Regions from separate parts of the Homo sapiens genome. Here regions 1, 2, 3, 4 and 6 are each linked to region 5. Evidence: read pairs that join two places in POLR2A ChIA-PET (ENCODE). Cell type or tissue: MCF 10A. All regions are shown on one strand. Region 1 has its middle 72 kb from the start of LINC00687. Region 2 overlaps BTBD3-AS1 (BTBD3 antisense RNA 1). Region 3 has its middle 71 kb from the start of LINC02871. Region 4 overlaps BTBD3-AS1 (BTBD3 antisense RNA 1). Region 5 overlaps LINC00687 (long intergenic non-protein coding RNA 687). Region 6 has its middle 130 kb from the start of LINC00687.

The links. ChIA-PET counts read pairs that join two places held together with the same protein. Peaks named below come from ENCODE experiments on the same cell type or tissue, not always from the same donor. Only the 100,000 strongest peaks of a DNase experiment are listed, where the experiment ranks them.
Region 1: POLR2A ChIA-PET joins it to region 5 with 5 read pairs; 2 of 35 experiments call an interaction of 5 or more read pairs at or near these places.
Region 2: POLR2A ChIA-PET joins it to region 5 with 6 read pairs; 3 of 35 experiments call an interaction of 5 or more read pairs at or near these places.
Region 3: POLR2A ChIA-PET joins it to region 5 with 6 read pairs; 1 of 35 experiments calls an interaction of 5 or more read pairs at or near these places.
Region 4: POLR2A ChIA-PET joins it to region 5 with 6 read pairs; 2 of 35 experiments call an interaction of 5 or more read pairs at or near these places.
Region 6: POLR2A ChIA-PET joins it to region 5 with 5 read pairs; 4 of 35 experiments call an interaction of 5 or more read pairs at or near these places.

The regions. Positions count from the first base shown.
Region 1 is chr20:11,796,919-11,800,918 of GRCh38, reverse strand. No RefSeq gene overlaps it. Among named protein-coding and RNA genes, the nearest start is that of LINC00687, 72 kb to the left of the region's middle. In MCF 10A, no CTCF peak of the experiment used is centred here; no DNase peak of the experiment used is centred here.
Region 2 is chr20:11,905,705-11,909,704 of GRCh38, reverse strand. BTBD3-AS1 (BTBD3 antisense RNA 1) reads left to right here. Exons shown (of 3, transcript NR_186407.1): 3 at 1-301. It also overlaps a transcript of BTBD3 not described here. Among named protein-coding and RNA genes, the nearest start is that of BTBD3, 10 kb to the left of the region's middle. In MCF 10A, no CTCF peak of the experiment used is centred here; DNase peaks (open chromatin) are centred at 1,874 and 2,424.
Region 3 is chr20:10,953,060-10,957,059 of GRCh38, reverse strand. No RefSeq gene overlaps it. Among named protein-coding and RNA genes, the nearest start is that of LINC02871, 71 kb to the left of the region's middle. In MCF 10A, no CTCF peak of the experiment used is centred here; a DNase peak (open chromatin) is centred at 2,439.
Region 4 is chr20:11,910,805-11,914,804 of GRCh38, reverse strand. BTBD3-AS1 (BTBD3 antisense RNA 1) reads left to right here. Exons shown (of 3, transcript NR_186407.1): 2 at 1,129-1,491. It also overlaps a transcript of BTBD3 not described here. Among named protein-coding and RNA genes, the nearest start is that of BTBD3, 5.1 kb to the left of the region's middle. In MCF 10A, a CTCF peak has its summit at 2,371; no DNase peak of the experiment used is centred here.
Region 5 is chr20:11,848,244-11,852,243 of GRCh38, reverse strand. The region is part of intron 1 of LINC00687 (long intergenic non-protein coding RNA 687); the gene reads left to right. Among named protein-coding and RNA genes, the nearest start is that of LINC00687, 20 kb to the left of the region's middle. In MCF 10A, no CTCF peak of the experiment used is centred here; DNase peaks (open chromatin) are centred at 1,153, 1,733 and 2,493.
Region 6 is chr20:11,743,406-11,747,405 of GRCh38, reverse strand. No RefSeq gene overlaps it. Among named protein-coding and RNA genes, the nearest start is that of LINC00687, 130 kb to the left of the region's middle. In MCF 10A, no CTCF peak of the experiment used is centred here; no DNase peak of the experiment used is centred here.

The DNA of each region.
Region 1 (4,000 bases), 51 kb after region 5:
TTCTTAGACGGAATCTCACTCTGTCTCCCAGGCTGGAGTGCAGTGGTGCGATCTCGGCTCACCGCAATCTCCGCCTCTCGGGTTCACGCCATTCTCCTGCCTCAACCTCCAGAGCAGCTGGGACTACAGGTTCCTGCCACCACGCCCGGCTAATTCTTTGTATTTTTAGTAGAGACGGGGTTTCACCGTGTTAGCCAGGATGGTCTAGATCTCCTGACCTCGTTATTTGCCTGCCTGGGCCTCCCAAAATGCTGGGATTACAGGCGTAAGCCATCACACCCAGCCGGCACAGTGCTTTTAAGCATATGGTTGATCCATATGGTGGCAGTGTCATTACTTAATTTTTTTAATAGTTGAATAATATTCCATTGTGTGGATATATAACATTTAAAAAATCAATTTATAAATTGATGGACATTTGGATTATTTCCACTTTTTGGCTATTGTAAATAATGGTGCAATAAACATTTATGTACAAATTTTCCTGTAGATGTATGTTTTCAATTCACTTGGGTTTATACCTAGGAGTGAAATTGTTATGTCATATAATAACTCTATGTTTGAGTTTTGAGGAACTGCCAAACTGTTTTTCTCAACCTGGATAATCTCAACTGGCCAATCTTCATGTTCACTGATTCTTCTGCCAGGTCAAATTTGCTGTTGAGCCTCTCCAGTCAATATTTCATTTCAATTATTGAACTTCCCCACTCAAGAATTTTTTGAATTCTTTCTATAATCCTATCTCTATTCAATGAAACATCATCAAAATTTTCTTTAATTGTTTAGACATAATTTAGCTCTTTGACTATATTTATACTAGCTAACTTAAAAAGTCCTTAACTGTTAAGCCAACATCTGAATTACTTGGGGACATTTTCTATTGGCTGCTTGTCTTCTTTTATATGGGCCATACCTTCCTCTTTCTTTGCATGTCTCATAATTTGTTGCTGAAATTGAGACATTGTAGATAACATAGTAGCAACTCTGGTATCAGACTTCTCTCCTTTGCCCCTCACCCCACTTAACAAAATGGTTGTTTCCACTTTGCATTTTGTTGTTGTTACTTATTTGTCATCAGCTTTCCTAGAGGAATCCTCTAGATTCTATATTCCCTGCAGTATGCAGCCCATGACTTCCTTACTAGCATTTTTTGTTTGTTTGTTTAATTTAAGTGTTATTTTCAGTTTTAAGACTGGGTTAGAGTTCACTCCTGGGTCAGTACACTTAGGGATTAGCCACTGATCTGTCAGGTTTCCTTAACTGCCTGGAGTCATGGAGCTCTCTATGCAAAGACACACCTTCAATCTTCAGGCAGCATAGGAGTCGGCTTTAGCTTTCACCTCCTGCTTATGCATGACTTCAAGGTCAATAAGAGCTGAGTGTTTGGAGCTTTCACCTTTCCCAGGTCTTTCCTGGGCACGCCCTACTCATGTGCATAACCCTGCACAGGCACACATCCCTTCTAGAGTCTCAGAAATATGTCAGAGCTTTTTAAAGTTCCCTATGGTCATCTAGTTCTCTAAGTCATCCTTTTACATTTTTGTCCAGGGTTCTGTTTGCCCCCAGTGAAATTACAGCCTTAGGCAGCTGTTATGTGACAGTGTTACCAGGAGATTGCTATTGTTTTCATTCATGCCCTCAGGATAGTACTTTTTTTTTATCTGATCTGAGATTCAAGTCAAATCAAATAGAAAAAACAACCTGCCTTAGAATGGGGATTTACTGGAGAGCAGCTAATTTGATCAACATATTGACTATCCTCTGGAGCTGCAGCTTTTAATGGAGCTCCAAAGAGGTCAGTTTTCTCTGTTGGCTGCCAGGCTGCAGGCATTTTATAGTCACCTGGCCACTGAGCTGGGAATGGCGGTGGGATGGGAATAGTCCCAAGTGAAAATGACACAGACTCACTGTTTTAAAGAAATGATTGTATGTGATTTTTTTTTGCTTGTATTTTTATTATTTTATAGGGAAGAGGGTTTGCCAAGGTCCTCATTCCACTGTTTCAGCTAGAAAATCTAAACTCAGATATCTCAGAGTAAAATACTCAGGCTGTTAATCCTTGTGCTTAGTTTACTTAATAAATGGCTTAATGAATATAAAGTGCTTAGAAGAGTTTTGGGCATATATAGGTAAATATATAATTTTGGGCATATGCAGGTAAATATACATGATAAGCATGTAAGTTATGAGTGTTAGCTATTATTATCCTTTTCTTTTGTCCTCCCCAAGAGTGGCTTCTCTCTTCTGCTTCCATTTGGAGCACAGTGAATAGATTATTTGAAGCTACAATGCTATGAAGCCATTGATAGCTGAGAAAAGCATTTAAAATGTATTTTCACAGATTTAACACAGTAAGTACAGCCGTGCAGAGGGCTTTAAACTCTAAGGTAGCATGCTGCAGACAAATACATTCTACTCAAACCTGGGTATAAAAGGAGGGCTAGTTCTAAACAGTGAATGGAGACAAACAGCGTAATAACCAAGGTATTAACTCATACTTAGGGTCCCTTCCTTCTTCAATTTAACATTTCTAAGTTAAAAAAAAAAAGTTATTTTCCCCTTAAAAACCTAATTGAGTAGAAAAAAGTATCCTTTCCATTTTAGTTTGTAAGCTGTACTTCTGGGGACTGTGGCTGTTCATAGTGAAGCTGCCAATGAGAGCATATTCTGATTCTAAGTGAGATACATAGGAGGAAATTGGGAGCCTCCTGACAATGACATTTTACCTACATCTTCTAATTGGAAAACAACCCCCAGTCTACATGGAATAGGGAAGTGTGAACCGGACTAGTGAATCCTGTGGGGAGAGACTCTTGTGGGAGGTGGCTATCCATGTCCTGGAGCAGAATGTAGAAAGAGAATATTCTAATTTTTCAAAGAATAAAAATTACCTAAAATAACAGCAGCTCTTAATAATCTATGATCAATTGACCTAAAATCTCTGGGGGATAGATCTAGTAGTCTTAAAGAGTAAATAAGAGAAGGCTGAATACCTATATTTATCAATGAAATGGAAGACCCACTTTAGGCTGAAACTGGCATTTGGACATGAAGAAGCAAGTTTGACAAAATCAGGGGACATGCTGCCAGATGCCAATCTCCATGATGGGTTTTTATTTTATTTTTGATTGGAAAAAAGCAAAAAAAGTGGCTTTTTACAAGGATGCCAAGGTAGAAGGGGCAGGCCAAGTCATTCTCTTGACTAAGGTGCCCTGCACATGTGTTCAGGGGCCCAGGTTTGGGAACAGAGCATGGCCTCCATCTGCAGGCTTCGGAGGCTCCAGGGAATGCTGAGTGGCCCCAGGGTTTGAAGCCTTGGAAGCTCAAGGAGGACGACCCAAAGATTCCTTTACCAAACTCTAGTGAGGCTCTTTTGAGCCCTCCTCTCAACTAGGTCTAACCTTGGCTTATAAATGTGAGCAAACACTAGCACAGTTTCTAACAGCTAAGGCCACATCCCTAAATGACCCTACCCCTCTTTAAAGTGACTGCCTGAGAAAACTCAAGGCTGCCAAAGAAGATTCACTGTTTGTTGTGGCTGACACCCAAGGATAGGGCCTCTGACTTCCAGTCTCAGTGGGAAGATAGAATCCTAACTTTGATTAATTGCTAGCTGGCAGACACAGCTGGCCTAATGGCATTTAAACTGACTAACCCTTTGTAATTTTTCACTTCTCTGACTCTACTACTCCCCTCCACCACCATTTCCCCCCTCCATATTCCCTTACTCTCTCTTTAAAACATGCATTCACATCTGAACAAATGGAAGTTGAGTTCAGTACATGCTGCACTCTTTTCTCTATTGCAACTCTTCTTATTGATTAAAATCTGTCTTTACCACTTTAACTAGAGCCCTGTGTTGTTCATCTTTGACATTCCCCCAGCAAAGTTGGCACTGAATTGCAATGGACAATGCAGCAGCTGCTCTCAGGTAGAGGCCCTCAACTAGAAGGATTATCAAAAACCAAAGCAGTGATGTGTGAGTTTGAGACCTACCCCT
Region 2 (4,000 bases), 57 kb before region 5:
CAGAAGGTCTCAATTAATTACTATTTAATGAAATGCTATCCTTTGTTTTACAATGTATGCGACCAGAATGAAATATAGTTATTTTGGGCAAACAATACAAGATCTAACATTAAGAGGTCTGCTATGCTGAGTGAAATCTGAGAAATCTTGCTGTGGGAAAACTTAAACATACATGAAGTTACAAAGTAGCTTAACACTCAATTTCTAACATACCTTCTCTCGAGTAGATACCACCAAATAAAAATGAAAAAAGGCACCTACATTTCTAAAATAAATAACAATAATATTCCCTAACAAAAAATTCAAGTAGAATTAGAAGGCTGTAACAGAGCATTATTACAGAAACCAGTTTCTGGCAAAAACTCACAGTAAAAGCTCTTCTAGAACCAAATTAAAAGATACATTTTATGCTACTTTTTTTTTTTTTTTTGACAGGGGGTTTCGCCCTTGTTGCCCAGGCTGGAGCACAATGGCACAATCTCAGCTCACTGCAACCTCCGCCTCCAGGGTTCAGGCAATTCTCCTGCCTCAACTTCCCAAATACCTGAGATTACAGGAATGCGCCACCACACCGGGCTAAGTTTGTATTTTTAGTAGAGACGGGGTTTCACCATGTTGGTCAGGCTGGTCTCAAACTCCCGACCTCATGTGATCCACCCGAACTCCTGACCTCATGTGATCCACCCGCCTAGGCCTCCCAAAGTACTGGAATTACAGGCATGAGCCACCGCGCCTGGCCGTTTTATGCTACTTTTAATTAGCTTAAAAGTATACAATCCCCATCAACTGTTGTGAAGTACACAATAGAAAGGCACAGTATACTTTAAATGTTGGTATAACCTTAAATATAATAACACCAAGTAACATTCACAAACTACCACCATTTGCTGCAGGAAATAATAATTCGACACTGATAAAGCACTTCTTTGTTGCTTCAACCTCTCATGCTATTATAATCAGAATAAAAATTGAGGTTCCATACCTAGCTTTATCACATGTATTAGAACTAAGAAAATAGAGTATTTCAAAAAAAATTCAATTCTCTAATATTCTCTAAAATAAAAATAATTATTTTTTTAATTAAGAGCTACTATATAAGTAGGTCAGTACTTGAACTGCCCAGAGATTTAGAGTAAAATAATCTAATTGCTCATGAAATAATGCTAAAATAAGTCTCACTTAAAGTGGGGACTATTCATGAAAACATGTTCTTAAATTTGAGTTTCTCCAGTCTCTGCATCACATAACAATAGGGAGGACAGCATTTATAATACATAGGAACTTTAACCATAATAAACAGATTAAAAACATTAAAGTCAAAATACATCTTCAAAGAGTGGCAACTCAACTGTCAGTACCTTATTTAAAAAAAAAAAAAAAAAACCACAGAGAAGCAACCACTCCACCATAGTTAACAGAGATATGAACTCATACAAGATCCAAGGTGATGATGACTGGAACCAGACCAAGGAAGGACAATCTCTGAAAATGGTGATCACAATTTACATCTGAGTCAGGTCTCTCTGCATAAGGATTTTACTTGTCATCTGCGGAGATGCCATAATTTCTACTAAGAGTTCCGTATAGGAGACCTGGGTGATGTCAGTATTTGACTGAAGTAACACTCTTGTAAAATTTAAAATATAGCATCAAAAATGAGACAAAAAGAGGCATGTGGTCAAATCTTTACTCTATAATGCTCTTCCCTAAGGGGCTATCATCTAAATTGAGGAAGGTCTCTCTCACATACCAGAGAAGTGCAAACAAGCATCCGCCCCGGAAGAAGGGAAGAAATTCTGTCTCACCTTTCCCAGTGAGAGGAAGCATGGCTTGCAATGCATTTTGGATCTCCATGACCTGGCTCAATTCCCAATTAGATCTTTTGACTCATCCTCTTCATTCACCCACCCTGCAAACCAGACTATTCCCACACTACAAATGGGTCCATTGCTTCCTGCCATCCTCACTGCCCTTTCTTCTGTACAACCCTACGTATAAAAAGCCTACCCACCCATCCTTCAAGACGCAGTCCAAAGGATACCTAAGCAAGGAAGGTTTCCTGGTGCTTCCAGACTCATCATGCCCAAATGCAGTACTTTCTCACATTCTATCTTGCCTTATGTTGCCTGATTAAAGTGTGCTTTCTCTGAGGACTGCATCTCCATATCTGCAACAGTGCCATGCCCATGCACCTGGCTTTCAATGGTTACACAAGAGGAGGTTAAAGCCCAACACTTCCAAGTCCAATTAGAACTCCAGATCACACTTGTGGGGTGCAACTGGTCCTAGACCAAAATGGTCTGAAACTAAGATCTACAGTGTTTCTAGTTGACTGAGATGCAAGCTTAGACTAGGTAGAGTGGAAAAGAACCTGAATACCTATTAAATGTGTCCTGGGGCTCTCCTGAACATGTCTAAGCACAAATGCAGTATTATAATACCACATTAATCTCACAGCTAATCCAACTGTAAACACCAAAGCTCAACTTAAAGCAAGTCCCTACATGCTTAGAGTAAGGCTTCACTACATTAAAAGTCTAAAATTTAATGTAATACACATATTCACAGAGAAGTGTGGGTTAACCAGGAACAAGAACTATTACCAGGACAAAGCTGCCTTTATCAACCGGCCTCAACTCATGGCCTGGCATATTTATTTATAGTGCTAGTAAAGAATTTTAATGATTTAATGAACTGGAAAGGATGATAAATTCTCAGCAATTCACGTGAAAAGAGGAAAGCAGTCACATGAATAATCCAAAAAAAAGGATAATTAAAAAGACTGTCTAATGTGGTCCTGAAATGTGTTTCACCTGTACTTAACACTGAATCGATGAATTTCCACTACATTAGACACACCCAGTCTTCAAACAAAGTAATAAAATAGGCTTGTGTGTATAGGGCAGTAGGAAAATGCATGCCTCCCCTGCAAATAAACCACAATTCTAAGATGGGCGATGTCTCATTTCAGATTACTGCAGAGCAAAAGCACAAGTAGAAAAGTATACTGCTTACATGCATGAGTCTCTGTCTCACTTCACTAAGAAGAATCAGGCAAGTAATCAGGTGTTTGACTTTTTTACAAAAAATAAAGAATTCTCAACTTCCATCTATATATTCCCTTACAACATTGAAGTAACAGGCCGGGTATGGTGGCTCACGCCTGTAATCCTAGCACTTTGGGAGGCCTAGCTGGGTGGATCACCTGAGGTCAGGAGTTCAAGAACAGACTGTCCAACATGGTGAAACCCCATCTCTACTACAAATACAAAAATTAGCCAGGTGTGGTGGCATGTGCCTGTAATCCCAGCTACTTGAGAGGCTGAGGCAGGAGAATACTTGAGCCTGGGAGGCAGAGGTTGCAGTGAGCACCGATAACACCATTGCACTCCACCCTGGGCTACAGAACGAGACTCCGTCTCAAAAAAAAAAAAAAAAAAAAAAAAAAAAGGAGTAATAATAAATGGAAATTATGGTATCAGTAGTGGAATAACTTATTTTTGGCCAAAACTGGAAAGTATCTTGCTGGGCCGGTGTGTTTATGGAACCTTTACCACCAGCAATGATTTTAAAAACCATTAAGAGTGTTGAAAATGTAAAGTCATAGTTTTGAGATTTGTGTTGGCCAAAATAAATAAATAAATAAATCTGCTCAAATTTTTCAATAACGAATTCACTGGCCATAAAAGTATATTTCTTAGAAGGCAGGGTGAGGTAAATTCATTCCATGTGTGCCTGTTGTTCAATGTGTATATGACTTAAAAGTATGAAGCCTTTTAAGCAGTTCTGACTTGCACTGGTTAAGAAAGTAAGTAGAACAAGTGACCAAATCTCTCTGCAACCTCCCAGCAACATCTGCTAGTGGTGATGCAGAACAAAGGCCACAATGGAAGGGATCATTTGCTCCTAACAGAAAAGGCAAGAGTTTCACCAGGAACTAAAAAAGATAAAAATGGCTCCATAGTCTGGCTCTGTAACTTTTATTACTATTGATGCTGCT
Region 3 (4,000 bases), 900 kb after region 5:
ATTGGCCTCATATGGTTCTAGTCAAAACTATGGGAAAAAGAGTGTGTTTTGTGAAGAAGGAAGTGTATGCAAAGGAACAGATTTTAGGAACTTTCTTAGGGATGTTCTTGTTTAGGAAAGAGAAACAGCCTAAAAGACCACAGGCGCCATGCATAGAAGCCAGGAAAAGTTCAATATTTCAAAAAGAAGCCGATCAAACTTAACTCATCTCTAGATAGCAAAACTATACTCACAACCTTGAAGATGCTAAGGAGAAAATAGCTAATAACAAAATATTTTTAAGTGTCCTGTATAATGCTACACAAAAAACAATTTGGTTCAACTTATGTATACCTCATATTCAGTTACCTTTTTTTCTTTGAACTTTTTGGAACTACCTAAGTGTTCATAGATAAGAAGGTCAGAAAATATAATATATTTATGATTTAAAAAATTATTTCTGAGGACACATAATTTTTCCTGAAATTTTTGAGTACCTTTTTTCAATATTTAATTTTCATTAATATATTTTAAACAGAGAATCTCTTTCAGACTCTGGAAGATCTCTTATCTTTATGGGATGTGATGAACATAAATGTATTGATCACAATTCTTCAAACTGCAAAACATTTCATCATTATCTGAGTAAACAATGTCAGGATTTTCATATTGTGGGACAAGGTATTGAATCTCTAGACCAAAAACTAGATCTGTAACTGAGACCAGGGATCTTCTAATTATGGTCATCCTTCTCTGAAACAAATCTAATCTACAGGTATGTTTTGTTGGGCCTGTGCATTGTTCTTCATAAACTCAGTTTAAACATTTAAAAATATAAGAGATTTTCTACATCATTAGAAAAAAATGGGAAATGCATAAAGTCTATGCTGTTAGGGTGGAATACAAATTTTCCATCTGAGTATAGTCTCCACCATTTGTTAGTCTTGTTCCAGCCTTTTCACTCAGTTATTTTACTGGCCTAGCCCCTGAAAACAGTTAAATTTGCAGTTCCTGTGTAGACTCTGCCAAAGAGGGTGGGGGAAATTACCACTCCTAGGTGTTTAGAAAACAATAAAAATTGTTGGCATTTCCCTTGGGAAATAAAGCAAAATTACATCTTCCCACATTTGCTTTTTCCTCAAGACAGATGTAAAAGAATTGTCTTCCTTTATCCCTCTAACCCTTGGTGTTATACCAGAGATCAAAAACTGTCTAGGGATGATTTTAAAGCAGAGTGCTTGAGTAGCTTCCCAGACCATTTTACCACCACCAACTACCTTCCCCAACTAGAAGAAGAAAAAAAAAAAAAAAAAAACAGACTGGCTTACTATCTAAAATCCCAACCTAGGCCATAATAATTAAAGTTTGAGGTACACTTTCATAACAATGAGAGTCTTTTTAAAAATATTTACCTTTTTATCACCAAACACTGATGATTTAATTAAAAGTTTTCTAATTATCCAGGATGTTTCACAACTGCTACACAAGTTTCTAGCTGTTCTGCATTTGATCATTATTTTGGTCATCCTGCAATAAATTTCATCTGTGAAATATGTGGTTCTACATAAGAGACATCAAAGACATTTTTAAAACCTTCATCTCTAGAAGTTCACTCCAAATCACAGCAGCAGAAATGGAAAGTCTCCACAGGAAGCACTCACCAAAACCAGAAGGGACTCCAGAAACAAATTTAGCCTTAAACATTTACAAAACCACAAGAAAAATTATCTCTTGATTCCTCATGCTATGAGCACTCAAAAACAACAAATTCAAATGATTTGTGCTTTTCAAGTCTTCTGCTCATGTTAGCCTGACAATAAACATCCCTGCTCTACACGGAACTAAGAGAGGTTAACATAAGAAGAGCATCCCGTAGGGTCTTGCTACTCAAAGTGAGGTCCATAGGCTCGCAGCATCTGCATCACCAGGGAGCTTAATAGAATTCAGATTCTCAGGCCCCACCCAGACTTCCTGAATAGAATGTTCACTGTAAGATTCCCAGCTGTTTCTTTATGCATATTAGAGTTTATATACTTCTCTAAGATGCAAAGATCCTTTCTCTCTTAGAGTATTTATGCACTTGAATAAGACATATACATAGACCTCAAAGGTTCCCAAGAGAAAATATATTCAGCTTCCTCATTTTACCAGTGACAAAATGGAGGCTCCCAAAAGGACAGTGCCTTGGCCACATTCACACATTTAATGGTTGGCAGAGCTCTGGCAAGAAGTCAGGTTTCTTGATTCTCTTCTTCATATTCTTTATACCCTGCAACTCCTTTGCATCTGCAAAGAAATCTCAGAAGTGAACATCCGGAACTAGTGGCTTAAGAATCAAAATATCTCCTCTGTTTGCAAGCTTCACTCCATTATTCGGCAGTTGATGTGCCAGGAATTCTTGTAGCCAGAGCCAGGCCAGCTTGGGGTTTCCCTGCTGACTCTTCCAGGTGGAATGTGTTAGCTAACAAGTCAACACTCGTGTTAGGCAGGTAAAGGCCCACATTCGGTGGATCAAGGACTTGCAGTCATTCATTAAGTAATTTGTTTCCTTTGTGCCAGGACCAAATCTCAGGCTACAGCCCGGCTCTACTTGTCAGGTCCTTGCTTTGCAATGACCCTCAATATTGGTAAAGTCACATCACTAACCAGCTGAGCCCAGCTCAGTGTAAGTTCTATGACAGGCATTGATGAGCAGAGAGAGTCTGACAGAAACCCTTCATGTGGCCCCTATTCTACAGGTAGAGTATGAAAAGTACGGGCCAGGAAGTTTCTTTCTCTGCTAAGATGCCCTCAGGGTAGAGGGAATGGAGGAGTAGAAATTTGGTTGAGCACAAAAGGGTAAATAGAGTGTATCCCAGTAGTTCTTAAGAGTTTTTGCCTCTAATGGGGTGCTAGGGCTGCTTAGTCCTAAGAATAAACTACCTGCAAATGAGGAATTCTAGATCCACCCACTTGTTGCACTAAAAGATAAAAATTAATCTACCTTTCACAGTAACGCAAGGATAATTAAGAGTTTGTGAACATAAGATGACTTTAAAAATTATATGGGCCACTGTGTTTTCAAAGCTACGTCAGTTTTCTTTAGACCAACCCAAATCTTACTGGCTTAAAACAACAACCATTTATTTTGCTTATTATTCTGTGGTTCATCTGGGCAGATCAGGTCTGGGAAAGCTTGAATGACATGCTGGGCTCTCAGGTGCCTGTGCCTGTGGTCAGCTGGTGATTGGTTTATTTGAGATAACTTCACTCACATGTTTGGTGATTGGGTCAGGTGTCTCATCCTCTAGTAGACAAACTCAGGCTCCTTCACTTGGTGGTCTCAAGGTGCAAAGAGCAGTAAGAAAGACCCAGCCCCAATGCTCAAACACATTGCAAGTCTCTGCTTGCATCATACTTTCTATTGTTCTTTAGCCAGAGAAAGTCACTCAGCTTATTCAAGTCAGAGACAGTTCTGAAAGACTATTAACCCTGCCCAGACGTCTTCCCTACTTCTTTGTTCTAGGATACTTGAGTGGCATGGTTCTACAGTGCTGTTAGCAAAGCAGTTACAACTTCTAATTGCATGATGGTAAAGCGGCCATTCTGGGATGGAGGCAGGGACAGAGAGTCATACCTTACTTAGGTCTTTGATCCTTAGAAATTGAACCAATTGTCAAAAACACCCCTCCAAATCCATACTCTGAACAAGAATATAAATAATAGAACACAGAAAAATCAAAAGCTTAAGCTACTTTTTTAAGTAGTAAAAAGGTTTTAAAAACTTCAGTCAATTATGAACCCCACAATGAAGGAATTCAGTTAGGATGTTAATGTAACTGCATTGTAAAAGTTATACTGCTTTTTCTAGTTCTGTGGCCTCTACATCTCCTGTTGACCTGTTTTTTAGGCATCCGTGTGATAGAGAACTTTTTAATACCACTGAAACAGCTTATAATAGTTTTCTACAATATTGCTCACATGTTTATTTTATCTTATTTTTTGCCCAGGTGACCAATAAAAAAGTCCTCTGAAAATTCTA
Region 4 (4,000 bases), 63 kb before region 5:
GTTATGATATACACTCTGATATTTTCTATTTTCTTCTTTCTTCTTTTCTTTTCAATGTTGGTCATAATCCATTCAACTGATCTCATGACCACAGTTTAAGAAACACTGGTCTAGGTTATTTCTAAGGGCATTTAAGGTTTAACACACTAGGTTCTTTTCTTTTTTTTTTATTTTATTATTATTATACTTTAAGTTTTAGTGTACATGTGCACAATGTGCAGGTTAGTTACATATGTATACATGAACATACTAGGTTATTTTCTATCAAGAATTCAGACTAGGGACCACCAGATGATGGCAAGTTCATGAAACTCCTCAAGCTGTCGGTGAAATTGGCAGTATGTGTGCATTTATTTTTCTAGAAAGAGAAGCCATGGCTTTCATCTGCCATGAGTAATTGCAACCCAAAATACAATAAAATGTTAGGGTTAAAATGTTATAAAACTATAAGATTGATTTGAATATACAAAATTTTGGTATCACTTTATTCTTTCATTTCTATAGTCTACTACATTAAATACAAATTATGGCTTCTTTTCCTCCTTGATTAAACATAAATAGTTAAAACTCCATCTGTTGAGTCTGTAACCCAGAAACATCACCCACTGGGTTGAAGGGTAAAAAAGGATAGCAGCCTGATGTCTACTGCTACATTTTACTCCTAAAATTTCTTTCCAATAGGCATTTTATCACTTGTTTCTACACTTCCTGAATTTTAGAGCTGTCTGCCCTAATGAGGTAAATAGGCCAAGAAGTCCATCAAGTTTGTATGAAAGTATTCCCAAAATAAAACATACTGACTATGCAGTGTATTAGGTGTTGGGCATACGGCGGTGAGCAAGACTAGAAACCAAACTTAAAAAGTTAGCTAATAATAGTGTGTTTCAGTTGATTTTATAATTGCCAGAAAGCTGAATCACTGTTAACCTATTTCCATTCAATTCCCAATAATAACAAAATTATCCACAGAATTTAAGCTCACTTAGATCATCCTTTTCACCACTGGAAGGTTTGTCAGCAATCCTACCTTTATTTAATACAATCTGACATATTCACTTTGCAGACCTGAATGAGGTTTGAAACTGAACGGGACTCCAGAAATCATTTAATGCAACTCTTTTTTCACAGGTATGGCAACTGGTGTCAGAAGTATAAGGGGTTTGTGAAAATTCCACAGTAAAGAAGTGGGGCAACACCTGGACTACGAGGCGGATCTCCTGGCTTGTCATGTTGTTTGCTTCATTCACTCTAATATTCACTCACAGTAATTACCTCACACACTTACAGAATGCTCAATTGTCATATTTCTAATCTACTTTAAAAGAAGAGCTTTCTTTTAAAGTTTACAAAGATGAAAACCATGAACATATGTAGTCTGCACCCCTGTAGGGGCACACTACAGGCAAGAATGCTGAAAGGATACTTGTGGAATGAGATGGAAGGAAGGAACTGCAGTGAGGACGCTGCTCAAAAACAGAAGAGGCTCTCCAGGTAAAATAAAGTTAGAAACCAGCTATTCACGGTTAACACCAACTTCTATGTCAACAACTAATAATGCTGGCAACTCTTGTTTAACTTGCTCTAACTCTGGACTCCTTGTCTGGACTTGTACATGGTTTACTACAAGGCCGCTAAAAAGCAACAGCAGTGAGGTTAACAGAGGTTTAAACAAGGTAAGGTAGACTGAAGAAATACCTATCACTTCCAAAAATGATTAACATAACCTAACAGAGGAGAGTAGTTTAATCTGGTAAGTTATGAGGGAATAGTGTTTTGTTTTTGCTTATTTGTCCCTTCAATACTGAGCAAAAATTATGCTTTTGATTTGGGAGGTAAAAAGATAAGCAACAAAATGTTGGCAGTCCCCAAAGTCAGCAGAAGCTGCTGGAAAACAGACTATATATGCTTTCTAAATTTGGAAATAAATATGGAGTCAAGCGCTGGAAGCATAGCATAGCTAAAAAAGCAAGAGCTAACAACAAGTGACCTTAAGGTCAGTATTTGTGAGCCTCATTTTCCACATCTGCCAAATGGGGTAATTAGACCCAGCTTCTCCCTCAGGTTTATTGTGAAGGCAAGATTATATGTTTTGTGAAAGCACTTTAGTTAAAAACAGTCTACAAAGGTAAGTTCTCACCATTAGCAGCAATTGTGCCCAAAGCAGGAAACGTTTGTGATGCAATCATCTAAAACACAAAATCTCAAAGATTAATCTAGCTCCTCATCCTTGTACTCTTTTCAGACTGCACAGCTACTGACATTTCATCCTATCTGCAGGCTTCCTCTAGCCCCACCTATGGGCCAAGCAGGTCCCATTTTGCTGTGAATCTGATTTTGCAGGGAAGGTTCAATAATAAGCAAGATTTGTGCTGTGCACTGTGATCCGGTCCACACCCAATGTCCAAATCCCACAGTGTTATTTCCAAACCTGCACTTGAACCCACACTTCAGGCTGGGTGCCCATTGTGGACTTCAAACCTCCATGAGGCCACCTGTTGGCTGATTCACTGCTGTGCCCACTTCCTGAGACAGCCTCCTGCAAGGAGCCCATCTAGCCACCCAGCCATATCTCACTAGCAACTCAATTTGGCCTCTCTCGACAATGACCCAGTTTGAATTCCAGCACCAAGGTTGATAACTAAGGCCAAGTATTTGGCCAAGGCATACCTCAGTGCTGTCCACAGTATAAGGTTCATGGTCAGTTTCATTAAGCCACCTTTTCACCACACAGAGCTCCAGTTAACCTTGAATTGTACTTTAGATTTGGGGTGAGCGGGGGGTGGGGAGGAATGCCCAAAGGTAGAATGTGGTAATTCTTAGAAGGCAGGGAACGATGATTCTTTTTAAAATTCCATATGGCACTTACCATGACATTTGACGATTATAGCTCTTACATACACACTGTGTCTCAGTGTGCACCTTGTTTGGAATACTAAACTACTCATCTAAATCCCAAATTATTCTCTTCCATACATTAAGTGATCTTGAAAAGGGGTATATAAAGTTTACCAGGAGATACTCTGAAGATGGCTATTTAAAGGAATATTATAATTTCTTTTGTAAAGTTGAAGATACTTCAATAAAAAAAGGCAACCAATTGCTAAGTTTTACATACTCTAGATCAAGTTTGTCCAACCTGCGGCCCTGCAAGAGGCCTAGGATGGCTTTGAATGCAGCCTCAAACAAATTCGCCACCTTTCTTAAAACATTATGAGATTTTTTTTTTCTGCAATTTTTTTAGCTCATGGGCTATCCTTAGTGTTAGCATACTTTATGTGTGGCTCAAGACAATTCTTCCAACATGGCCCAGGGAAGCCAAAAGGTTAGACAACTCTGCTCTAGATGATCTCATGGTACATTTCCTCAGGTGTATTGACTACATGATCGCCTATCTTTTCCAATTATAGGTTTCTAGGATTTAAAAAATCTGTATAATATTTGCCAGAAATAGTTATTTACTTAATATAATTTTCTTTACATTTTAATATGATTATGACCAATACCCAACTAAAACTCTGTGTACATATGTAAGTGCCATATTTTATGGACTGTAGATTCCTTGTGCCTCCCCCACCCTCGCCACTTTAACATCTCTGAAACTGGTTTGTGTCTTTTAATTGATGCCATCTCATGAGTGTAACTATTAGGCTTTTTTTTTTCCTTTCTTAGCAGTACATAAAGTAATGGCATGTCTTACACCTGATGGCACCCTACAGTCAGTGAAATACGGTAAAATTTGTACAATTCAACAGAAAGAAAGAAATCTTTTTTTTAGGTTGCTTAATTATTTCCTTAACCAGGCAAGATGATGGCTCAGAATTCTGGCTGAACTACATTAGAATAATTGAGCTTTCATCAAGTAGTTATTTGATAAAGTATATAATCACAATTCTCAATTGAGACTGCTACTATGACAACCATTGATATGGTAGAATATCTAGATGGAAATCTCAAAATGAGAATTTGCATTGCCAGGACTGGTAAGAGTTCCAGCATTAAT
Region 5 (4,000 bases):
GCGATAAATAAATGTGCATTGTGTTAAGCCACTGATATTTCAGGGCTTTTTTTAATTAATATTTTTTGTAGAGACAAGGTCTCACTCTGTGACCCAGGCTGGAGTGCAGTGGCCCAATCATAGATTGCTGCAACCTCAAATTTTGGGGCTCAAGCAATATTCCTGCTTCAGCATCCCAAGTAGCTGGGACTACAGGAGTATACCACTGCATCTGGCTGTTTGTTTGTTTGTTTTTAGAGATAGGTTCTCACTATGTTGCTCAGTCTGGTCTCAAACTCCTGGCCTCCAGGGTTTATTTAGTAAAGCTAATCTAACCCCAAAAATGCAGCCTTAAGCCAAGTTCTTAGCTTGAGGCTTTTCAGACCATACAGGTAATAGTAATTAGGTTGCAGACTTATGAAAGGAACAAGCTGTGACTCACCCAATGCTAAGGTCTCAGATTATCCACTTTTCTTACTGATCCATGTGGTGTGAAGCATTGGGGAATTTGTGGAGGATAGGCAGTAAAGGCAGCTTCCCACCTCCCCACCATTTATCTTTGCTCTGGGCATAGCCCTGTGTGGATCGCATTGTATGTGTGTAAGCTCTGGCTTTGTCTCCTGATCCCAGTCAGCTCCATCCCCCAACTAGATTTTGAGAACCACCAAATCTCAAATTTCCTTGGACTTGTCAAATGTCCTTAGCCTGAAGTTGGCCTTGACTGTCTGCTGGCCTGTCCGATGTACTATTTTCAATTGGTGTTTGGCCCCTGAAAAGTCCGCACTTACTTATTAAGTCAGCATGCATCTAAAAATATGTTATTCATATTTTAGCTAGCATTTTACATTGTTTTCAGTATGAGGGTCAGTCTGATTTTGTAATTTTCAATAGTCCCAGTAAGAGAACTGGGCATTTGTTTTTAAAGGCATTTAAATTTATAATAAGTTTATGTATTTTTCGTAACTTCTATAAATTAATTCGTCTCATTTTGCTTTTGTGAGTTTCCTATTCACATCCTCTGCTTTTTTTGCTGTTGTTATTTTGTTCTTTTAAACTGGAAAATAGTACCACGAGTACTCTAAGAAACGTCCTGATGACATTTTCACTCACTGTGACCTCTGGTGGCTAATTTACATTTCAGAACCATGAGTAAGATCAAGATGGACACCACCCCCACTTTTCCCTGCCCAAGGAGACCTATTGAACAAGCCCATTCTTGCCTTCAAGCCCTGCTTCTCAGAGTTAATTAACGTTTGTTTCATTCCACTAGATTCTCTTCTATTTCCTAGGCAGTCTGGTCTGCTATGAATTTTAGGTTTATCCATGTTTCCTTCAATTTAACATTCTCAACATTAAATATATATCTTAGTCTGAGAGCTCCCAAAAGTAGACCTTGAGACAAGGATTCAAAGGCAAATATTTATTTGGGAGATGATTCCAAAAAGCTGGATCATACATCAAACCAAACTCTATTTGCATTATGAAAAGAATATAAATGTAGATGTCCAGGACAGAGAGATTATAGTCAATAAGAATTGGGTTCTACATAATGGTCAGATAAATGCTTAGTCCCTTAGGCTGCTGTAGCAAAATACCATAAATGGAGGAGTGGCTTATAAATAGTGGAAATGTATTTCTCACAGTCCTGGAAGCTGGGAAGTCCAAGATCAAGGTGTCAGCATGGTCAGGTTCCAACTTCTTGTTGTGTCCTCACTTGGCAGGAGGGGCGAACGAGCTCTCTTGGGCCTCTTTTATAAGGGCATGAATCATATCATGAGGACTCTTCCCTGTGGTCTAATCACTTCCCCAAAGGCCCCACCCCCTCATTTAGTCACCTTGGGGATTAGGATTTCAACATATGAATTTGGCGGGGGCAGAAACATTCAGACCATAGCAGATGCCAAGGACAAAAGGATTAATGAACAGCATTCTGTTTTATAGTCACCAAGGTAATAATAATAATAATACTTATCAAGCATTTACCGTGACATTTTATTAAATTTAATTGATTTAATCCTCAAAAATCCAACGAGTTAGCTGTAGCAAAAGAAAGAAAGTAAGGAAGGAAAGAAGGAAGGAAGGAAGGAAAGAAGGAAGGAGAAAGGGAGGGAGGGAGAGAGGGAAGGAGGGAGGAAGGAAGGAAAAAAGAGGGAGAAAGGAAGGAAGGAAGAGAGGATCAAAGGCAAAATAAAATATGTATTTAATACAAGTGAATTTCTAGATTTAATGTTTTATTTGGAAAGAAAGAATTGAAATTCAGGTCATATACACAGACCTGGTTGGTGGTCTTTGGTGTGTCTGCAGAACAAAGAGGAGGTTGGAAATGTTATATTATAAAAAGGAGAATCACTACATACGCCTCTTTCAGAAAGTTCATTAGCACTGGTAAAATTTGTGGGGAGCTGGGAAGCTCTGACTGGTGAGTGACTCTGGTGGGTAAAACTAGACTTTGTGTTGCACCCCCTTGTTTCAGAAGCCATTAGATAAAACTGGTTTCAGGTTACAGTAGGCAGTTTTAGCAGCCAAGATTGCACAGAATTACAGTCTTAGAGCAATGTTATGTTCCCGGAGTGCTTTTCCTCACTGGCCTCTTGACTCTGCTTTAGATGACCGTGACAAGAATGACCCGATTTCATCTGATCAACTTTCATAGAAGGAAGGAAAGAAGAAAGGGAGGAAGAAAGGAAAACAGGGAGCCTAGAGAAAGGAGGGAGAAAATAAGAAAAAAAAAAGAGAGAGAGAAAGGTAGAACCTGGATGTAAGCCAGATTTCTCTTTTCTTCATTCTAACACCCCAGTTGACATAAGGGATTTATTTCGGGAGCACATTATGAGATCTAAAGACAATTCCATTAGAGTGTATGGGTGTGTGTTTACTTGTAACAGCTCATAAATCTTTGAATCTACACATGGAGTGTGTGAGGTTTTTGTTCCACACCTCCCCTCTCAGGTCCCATATTACAGAAGCTAGCATTTTCTTTTAACTTTATATCTTTGGACCAGACATAGATGTAACTGTTAACTCTCCCATAGTCTTTTAAGAGTTTCTTGCTCTCGGAGGCTTATTCCATATTTAAAATAGACCTAAAATAGTATTCATGTAATTTTTCTACTAATAAAAGGAAGATGATCTAAATAATCAAGATAAAATGAGGGTATATGAATACGATTTTAGAAGGAAGTGATTTGCTCTTTTTATTTTAAGCATGGAAGTAGAAAGATAGGTAGAAGAAAGAAATCACCGAAGGAAATTAAATTAGGGACCAAGGAAGGGCAAGCGCATAACAACCAGCTTAATTATAATAATTTCTAGAAGCTCATTGTAGGATGATTTTAAAATATTAATTGGATCGCAACCAATCTGACCTAGTATGTCTTACATAAGCAGCTGGTTAGCAATCGGTCTGAAATCTTAAAGACTGTCAAGAGAGCATCTGCAATCTGTTATTAGTGGGGAAAATATAAATTATTCTGAGCCGTGGAGTATGTGGTTGCCACTGAGTATACCACTATTAGATATTTTAGAGGGAATAAGACAAATGGCACAATTAGGAGAAGCAAAACCTTGTAATTTAAGAAAACCTTGAGATGGATTTTTCATTTCGTACACAGGCTAATAATTAAAGTCTAATATACAGTCTTTATTTTGTTTTTGTGTTTTGATTTCTCATGTTGGCTGGTGGTTACTGTACTTGGCCTAGATTAACTTTTTCCTCCTATGAATAAACATGAATTATCTATGAGGCACATAGTACTTAAAATGACCTGCAGTCATTATTTAGTCAATTCCTGTAGCACAACTTTAAGCTTTTTCACAAAGTGAGTGCAGTGTGTTTGTATGGGTTTTTAATTGATTAATACCTTACCATTTAAAAAATAAGGATTTAATGTAATTAAGTTACTTCAGATGGTTAAAAACAGTGCTAGTTAAAGTGTGGTCCCTAAACCCACAATGTCAGCTTTACTTGGGTGCTTGTTGTAAATCAGAATCTCAGGCCTCACCCAGATGTACTGATTCAGAA
Region 6 (4,000 bases), 100 kb after region 5:
GTTAGTCCCTTCATCTAGAGAGACTCCTATGAAAAAAAGTTATACCCATCCTTTCATTGCAAACTCAAATTTCTATTCTACCCATTGCCTTCTCCAGCCACTTCAGCTCTCCTTGTTGCTCCATCTTCTCTACAAGCTCTTGTTGGGGCTTCCTCTTTTCTTTTCTTTTCTTTTCCTTCCTTCCTTCCTTCCTTCCTTTCTTCCTTCCTTCCTTCCTTCCTTTCTTCCTTCCTTCCTTCCTTCTGTCCTTCCTTCCTTTCTCTCTCTCTCTCTTTCTTTCTTTCCTTTTTTTTTTTTCTTTTTTGGAGTTTTGCATTATTGCCCAGGCTGGAGTGCAATGGTGTGATCTCGGCTCACTGCAACCTCCGCCTCCCAGGTTCAAGTGATTCTCCTGCCTCAGCCTCCCAAGTAGCTGGGATTACAGGTGCCCGCCACCACACCCAGCTAACGTTGTGTACTTTTAGTAGACAGGTGTTTTCACTATGTTGGCTAGGCAGGTTTCGAACTCCTGACCTCGTGATTTGCCCGCCTGGGCCTCCTAAAGTGCTGGGATAACAGGTGTGAGCTATGGCGCCTGGCCAGGGTTTCCCCTTCTGAATGCCACCCTCTACAACTGTAGCTGCATCTCTAGAATTTATTCACAGAATGTATACATATTGACAAATAGTTACTATCAATTTAGGTACCAGTTAAAAATGAACAAATATTTTATTAATCACAGCGACATCATTTATTGGAAATGTGGGAGAATCCATATACATAGAATATTTTTTCTGTCTACTGACACTACGTGGTGTACATAAGGAAACTCACCTTGAAATAAGTTTATGATATGCCACTCATCCATGACCACTATGAGAAGACACTACATTAGCAAGTTAATGATGTTTTTCTTTTCTACTGGGTTATGCTTCTTTAGGATAGGAACCGTCTTACTTTTTTTTTTTCCTGTAGCAGAATACCTTTGCCAGCCTCCTGATATCATCCCCAGCTACAAACTCAGGGATGAAGAGGCAGGCATAGAAAAAGAAATACTTGTTTTCCTAAAGTGCTGCTGCTAGCATACAGTTTAGAAATGCTGAGATATGTACCAAATACCTAATAAATATGGAGAAGGAAAAACCAAGAATATATGTTCTATCTCGATGTTTCTCAAAGTGAGGTCCGTGGACTAGTGCCCATCTGTGATGAAAAAAGTACAGGAGTTGCAAGCGAGCAGTTGGAAACTTTTATAGCAGTTTTTCTGTTATGCTTTTTTATAATCATATTCATTGCAATGTAATTTCTGTGACTCTTTAAACAAATAATAAAAATCTGGGCCTGTCTTTTGTATCCCTTTGCTTATTTTTTTATTTCATGTTCTATTAATCATTTTTATTTTATTTTTACAAAAGTATCCATCCTTGACAGATTGGAAGTTAAAAATATAATGAATTGATTCTTCACTATAGAGCATTTGCTAATTATTGCTCTGTATATCTATTTATCTACTTCTAGGCTTATTTTTCTCTGTATCTTTTTCCTATGTAGTTAGGGTTCTAATAAGAATTCAAATCCATATTTTGACTCTTTATGAAAACAAGAAATCTTATATCTTGCAGATTTCTCTTACAGATAATATCAGTCGAATAATTATGCAGTAGTTGTTCAGCTTTTAAGTCATGGAACTGAAACAACCTCACCTTTCATCCTCAGAGTGTGCCACAATAGTTAGAAACATGAAGAAAGCCAGGCATGTGAATAAAGAATTGACTGTTCACCTGCACTTTTGAATTCCCTGCATTTAGCTAGTTCTAACTTTATACATATTATTCAACATGAATCCTTGTCCAAGAAAAATGAATAATAACTGTTACATCCTAGGAAGAAATAATACATTGTGCTCAGAAATAGGTTTCCATTCACAAATGCTGGCATTTTGAGGTTACCGGCTGTATTCAGGATATAGGAGATACAAAGCACATTGCAGGAATATAATTTTACTGCAGTGGAGGTCATGTGGGGATTAATTCACCTACATTTTTATTTAAATCATATTCACAAGTAATGCCATTTTGAATAAAGTTATATCATTTAAAGTGTCAGACACTTTAGACTCCATTTCCATATGCCCTATTATATGAAGACCTGCAACTTGAAATTCTCTCCAGATTAATCTGAGAGGAAAATATAGGCTCTCATTCTGAGTACATCCCAGAAGGGATTAAGTGACCTGATTTCAAGAAAAAAATAGAACAGGCTATGCAATGACTAATTTGCCTCTTGGTAAAATAAAAGTGACAAACAACAATTTTATTCATAATAGAAGTTTCCCCCAAAGCAGACTTTTGTGCTAACTCTGGCATATTCTATTTGCAAAATATTTTGAATGTATCTCCTGTCATATGGCTCTGCTTGTGAATTCAGGTTTTCTCCTTGCAGGAGCATAAAACCCAACATCTATTTTAATGTAAAATTAGAGATTTGTTGAAGGCATAAGAAGCATATGATACCAAACACATGATTATATTGGATAGCATGCACTCTGAACCTTTTTCACCCTCCAGGAAAAAGATCATAGTTGCATAGTCAATATTATCAGCAGATTTGTATTTAATATGCAATCTATATGTTTTATTGATCATGCTATGATTTGATAATGAAATAAAAATAACTATGGCCTCTTTCCCACTGAAATAAAATTCTTGGTATATAGAACAGCCTGTTGAGAAAACTTACTAATTGAAAAATAAATATTTCCCAGTGTTGTCTTTTCTTCATAGCCTCCTTATCTGGGACATCTTAAATTTATAAGTGCAAAATGTTGGGTGCTTGATGATTTGATGATTTAGTTTCAGTATAATAAGTCAAATGTGGTATTAGTTCATATTTAATAGCATTTTTGAAAAGAACTTTTAATCTTTTGATACAAAAAAGTATTCTTCTTTCCCAAAATTTTCTCCCTGATTAAGACATTTTGTATCCTTACTTTTAAGTGAGAACTTTGAATCTTATCATTTTTTAAATTCAGTGACATCTTTCAATAAACAGAGAAGGGAACACACAAACATGAAAAGAATAGACCAGAATAGGGCATTTAGCTCATATCTTCATCTAGAATATGATTTCTGAATATGTGGAGAATCGGTCTCATCCTTCTGGTACTGGTATTGAGAGTGAGGTAACAACATCTGACAGCCTCACTAAAATCTGGATTTATTATGATGTGAAGTTTTCAAGTCTTTATGAATTTTTCCTAATTACACTATTAAATGTTTTAAAAGTGGTAGTGATTAAAGACTGAATTTAAGCTGTACCTAATGACCTGTCAGTCAGTACCTTTGATGTATCTCAAGATCAAGCAGGAATTTCTAATATGGCATCTGATATCATGTAGAAATGAGATGCCAAACTATAAGACAGAAAGGCTGAGAGACTGGAGTGGAAATCCAAGCTCATCAGCGTTTTACTTACTCTGGCTTGACATAGTCAGTGAAATGCTTTGAAAGAGATTCCTAGGAGAAGATAAATTCTGAGTGGAACAATGAGATTTCAGTAGCACGGAGAAACTGAAGAGATAGTGGAAATTCACTGAATGTGAAGTCTCATTCGGCCAACGCTCCTTAGACTTACTGTGAGAGGAGTCTGCTGCTGGAGAGACATTGCCACATGTGTGGTTGAGCCCGGAGAAATATGTATGTTTCTACGCTGCACACTGATATGCAAACATGAACTTAAATATCTTACACTAAAACTTAAAAAAAATCGTAGCAATTGATGTATAGATGTGAAACCATAAGAAGGGTTTTCTCTCTTGTTGCTTGCTTCACATTATGATTTCTTTACATGGACTTTCAACAGTCCCACTCTCCCCGCCCTTCTGGAATAGTACATGTATCATGATAAAATGTGTGGGCATGTCCTAAAGAAAAATCACCCAAAATACATTCTTTTGTTGTCTTTTAGGGGTAATTGTTTAAATGGAAGAGTGGATTTTTTTCTTAAATAAAGTGAATGTCTC